Regions from separate parts of the Homo sapiens genome. Here region 2 is linked to region 1. A link is a loop called in an ENCODE intact Hi-C map of the cell type or tissue named here. Cell type or tissue: transverse colon. All regions are shown on one strand.

What was found. Peaks named below come from ENCODE experiments on the same cell type or tissue, not always from the same donor. Only the 100,000 strongest peaks of a DNase experiment are listed, where the experiment ranks them.
Region 2: it touches region 1 in a loop (4-fold over the local background); 10 of 110 quality-filtered maps call a loop at or near these places.

Annotation. Positions count from the first base shown.
Region 1 is chr19:20,273,699-20,276,198 of GRCh38, forward strand. It overlaps LOC105372314 (a long non-coding RNA gene), which reads left to right and starts at 2,479. Exons shown (of 3, transcript XR_936407.3): 1 at 2,479-2,500. In transverse colon, no CTCF peak of the experiment used is centred here; no DNase peak of the experiment used is centred here.
Region 2 is chr19:19,996,694-19,999,193 of GRCh38, forward strand. It overlaps the pseudogene BNIP3P12 and a transcript of ZNF682 not described here. Among named protein-coding and RNA genes, the nearest start is that of ZNF682, 42 kb to the right of the region's middle. In transverse colon, a CTCF peak has its summit at 1,178 (motif pointing right); no DNase peak of the experiment used is centred here.

The DNA of each region.
Region 1 (2,500 bases):
GACTCTTTTATATTATGACAGACAAGCCAGTCCTGCCTCAGCTCTTCTACCAACACCACTGCACTTCAGCCTGGTTGACAGAGCTAGACTCCATCTCAAACAAAAACAAACAATCAAACAGAAAAACACCTGAAAATATTCCTAAGGTTACTCTGGGAAAGAAAAAGGTAAATAAGAATTATTAACTAATAGAATATATGATTAAATACTAATTTTTGAAACTCATCTCTATTATGTCTTTTGTAAATATTTTCTTATTTTTCAGCCCCTACTAATAAAATGCAAATCACAGTAAAAAATACTGATACAGCTCAGTGCAGTGGCTCATGCCTGTAATCACAACACTTTGGGGGCCAAGGCAGGGAGATCACTTCACACCAGAAGTTTTGGAGCAGCCTGGTCCCTCTCTACTAAAAACACAAAAACTAGCCAGGCAAAGTGTTGTGCACCTAGCTACTTGGGAGGCCAAGGAATGAGAATCACTTGAACCCAGGAGGGGGAGGTTGCAGTGAGCCGAGATCAAGCCACTGCATTGCAGCCTGTGTAACAGAGTGAAACCGTCAAAAAAAAAAAAAAAAAAAAAAAAAACCCGAAAAAACGAAAAAACCTGAGGTCAAAATAAGTAAAGAAATCTTTTCAATGTACAGACCCAATCATCCAACCCATCCTGTTCACTTACATGCTCAATAACCACCCTCCCAGGAGACACTGCTCTATGCCCCAGTGAGTGCCCCAGGTGCATTTTACTTTGTTTTTATGCCATCTCACTGGGGTCAGTTTTTTTGTCTTTTGGAATTTTTTATTTTTATTACAAAATTTTCACTGTTTTTATTTCACTGTTTTTCTGCCCCCACTCAAGAAAATCCAGGGGGCAGAAATTATTTGTTTTGCCCTCAATACCAGCATTTGATTGGCTGACCAGCAATGTGTATCCAAAAAATGGAAGCTAGGTTGGGTGAAGAAAATCTTCATGTCTCAAGGGGTTAGCTTTAAAAAAAGAAAAAGAAAAATAAAAACAAACATGCACCAGGAGATGCCTTTCACCTCCAAGGCTGCCACCTGCTCCCTTGAGAGGCTACACTCCATACTTCAGGTGGTTCTATGGGAGAAAATGACCCAAGAGACAATAGTCACTAGACACATAGCCATAGCCATAGTGGGTATCTTGGTTTATCCCCAGAAAGTACTAAAACCCAGGCCCAGAAAAAAAAAACTGAAGGATAGCTGAGGACACATCACCCTATGAAGTTTCCAAAGGGTAATCTTAACCTAAAAACATTCTGGTAAGTTCTCTGGAAAAAAAAAAGCAAAAGAGGGACAGATATTTTTACAATACAGTGTCAGGGGATTATTCTTTGCTTTCTTCTCAGGGAAAATATTTACAAACAGAAAAAAATCTCTTCAATACTGTTATGCCATGCTTTGTATAAAATGATTAATTGAGGAACATGGGGTACACTTGAGGCGCTGCTTGGGGCACATGTGAAAAATGCCAGGAAAAATCAGTCCCCTGTGGGATGTGAAAATAATTAAGTGGCAGGCAATTAGACTGAGGATGCTCTAGTACCCAGATTCCTACTTCTAAAAAAAAAAAAATCTAAACTCAAGTGCATTTTTTGGTAAATTACTACATTAGGGGAACAAAATTCAAGCTTAAACAACTATAAACTACCACTTAAACTCTGATTAAATAACCAGGGAATTTCCACCTTGATTGTACCAATTAAGAAACTACGTAACTGCATCTAACCAATTATTGAATTTGGTTTTCTTCTTCATGCACCTTATAAATGTCTTTTCTTCAAGACCCTCCCACGGAGAACAAACTACAAACTATAGCTAGCTGGTCTACAATTCTTGAATCTCTCTTTTTGAGGCTGGGCACGGTGGCTCAAGCCTGTAATCCCAGCCCTTTGGGAGGCTGAGGCGGGCAGATCACAAGGTCAGGAGATCGAGACCATCCTGGCTAACACGGTGAAACTGCCTCTCTACTAAAAATACAAAAAATTAGCCAGGCACGGTGGCAGGAGCCTGTAGTCCCAGCTATTCAGGAGGCTGAGGCAGGAGAATGGTGTGAACCCAGGAGATGGAGCTTGCAGTGAGCCGAGATTGCGCCACTGCACTCCAGCCTGGGTGACAGAGCGAGACTCCGTCTCAAAAAAAAAAAATTATTTGATATTTTTACAGTGACTCCCAAAATTTTTTTTTTAAGACAGACTCTTGCTCTGTCGCCCAGGCTGGAGTGCAGTGGCATGATCTCAGCTGACAACAACCTCGGCCTCCCAGGTTCAAGCCATTCTCTTTTCTCTGCCTCCCGAGTACCTAGGACTACAGACATTCGCCATCACACCCAGCTAATTTTTGTATTTTTAGGAGAGATGGGGTTTCCCCATTTTGTCCAAGCTGGTCTTCAACTCCTGACCTCAAGTGATCTGCCCCCCTCAGCCTCCCCTAGTCCCCACACAATCTGGGAGAGATGCCACACTGCGGGTGCAGAGTC
Region 2 (2,500 bases), 280 kb before region 1:
GGGATAAAAGGCTACACACTGGGTAGTGTTTACTGCTCAGATGATGGGTGCGTCAAAATCTCAGAAACCACCACTAAAGAACTTAGCCATGTAACCAAACACCACCCGTTCCCCTAAAACCTATTGAAATTAAAAAAAAGAAAAACCATCCCAATTTCTCATTTTAAAATTGGGAAACTGAGGCCCCAAAAGAGGCTGGAAATTAGAGCCCCTAAATAATAGAAAGCCCTGTGCTCTCCTTCTCCACATGGGCTATTTTTGTCTCCATATTCTCAGATAAGCACACACAGACACACACACAGAAACACTTCTCAGGGAAAGATCATGGAAGCGAGGATAGAGAAGAGGCAGACAGAAACCAGGCATAAGACAAGGAAAAAAAAAAAAACCCAGAATAGTGGCAGCTCTGCTATAAGCCAGTGCATGCACTCCTCTAGCTACGTGTCCAGGGGCACAGAGAATGAGCAGGAGGATCCTCCAGGTTTCCAGGGTTCTCCATCAGCTGGGGTCATCTCCAGGTCAGTTTCAAGAGGACAGGACTGGGGTCCTACTGTCCAACTCTGTAGGTACCTGAAATGGAAATGAGCTATGTCCCCATCTCAGCCTAGCATAGACAATGGCTACAGCAAAGCCTTTTCATACCTCATAAATAAGAGTACTTGAAGTGGGTGACCTCAATGGTTTCACATACCCATAAGTGTCTGCTGGCCTTTGTTCTTCATTGGTGAACCAAGACTCTTTGCTCTGAGACTGCAAAAATGCTTCTACTCCCTGGAAGTCCTTCAGAGTGAGGCATGGTCACCCCAGAGGCATCTTGGGTAGATAAAGCTGAGATAGAGCGAAATGTGCCATATAACTGGACTCTGAGTCTGAAGCCCAGGGAAAATACTAGTTCCTGTTGTGTTCTTGAGATGATCATTTGGAAGTGGTAGAAAACAGTTTCCCTGGATGAGGGGTTGTCCCTCATGAGTAAAGAGCACACCCCAAAAGGTGGAGGCAAAGAGAGGACAACGGAGGCTTCCAAGGTTACTCTTATCGCACTTGGAGCCTCCGGATGCTGCTCCTTTGTCCCCTGGGACCCTGGAGAGCCAGTGTCTTGAGGACCCAAACATAAAAATAGCTTTGTTCTGTGAGGCTCCTGCATGGGGCTGCAGTGCCAGTGATGGCCTCTAGGTGGTGAGAGCCTTCTGGGTTTTTGGTGCCCACTGAGCTTTGCTGGAGCAGCTGGAGCAAAGAAGTCACACCGAGGTCATGCACCTTGAGTTATTATTAACGATCCCCATATTATCAAGTGGTCAAAAGCAGGAAGGAGAATTTGAGATTCCCCCATGCATTCACTTAGCCAGTCTTTCCCTTACACTCACCCTGTGCCAGCTACCCTGGTGGACCCAACATGTGGTACAGAAAATGATTGAATCATACCTGCACCGTACCCTGAGGACCAGTCTGAGGACAGGTGACCAAAAACACTAAAGCAAGTATACGTGAAAGAAAAGAGCAACTGCTATAATATAAAGTAGAATGTTGACAGAAGAGCTGGGAAATCATGACATGGAGTGACCCAAATGCCTCACTGAGATGACATTTATACCATGATGACAATGACAATAGGGAGCCAGCGCTGCAAAAGAATGTGTCAGAAGAAGCCACCCTTAGTAAAGAATCTCACAGGTGTGAGTTGGGCAGAAGTTAGAAAGGGACCACTATGGCCGCAGAGAGCCTGAGACAGAGAAGCAGAAGGATGGAGAATCTTGGGGCCTGGGAGATGAAGCTAGTTATCTGCTTCTTTCTTACAACATTGCCCTGAAACTTAGCACCTTTCAACAACAAATACTATCTCACAATTTGTGGGGACCAGAAACTGGACACAGTTTAGTGGGGTGCCTCTTCCTCAAGGTCTTTAGGAGGCTTAGGCCTCATAAGAAGCTGGACTTCTCAACAGAAGCTGGACTGGGGAAGGATCAGCTTTAAACTCACTCATGTGGAAATTGGCAAGACTTTGTGTGGCCTGAGAGCCCACGTTTCTTCCATCTATTGGCCTGAGCACTCCCTCAGTTCTTTTTATGTGGGTCTGTACATAGAGCATCTCGTAGCATTGGAATTTGCCTTTTCAGTTTGAGGAATACAGTACAGAAATAGATAATTAAACAGAAAAACACAAAAAGAGAGACTGAGGGAGCAAGTAGGAAGAAAATGACAGCTTTTAGAAAAATATATATATAATCTTGAGAGTTATGATTTCTCCCCCTATATTTGCGTGAAAATTCTAACCCTCAGAGTAATGGTACTATGAGGTGGGGCATCATTAAGTCCTGAAGGTGGGGTCCTCATGATTGGGATTACTGGCTTTAAAAAAGATACCCCAGGGGGCTCTCTCCCTCCTTCTGCCAGATGATAAAACCCGAAGTGTGCAGTCTGCAATTCAGGAGAGTCATCACCAGAGCTCAGCCATGCTGACACCCTGATCCCACATTTCCAACCCCTACAAGTGTGAGAAATT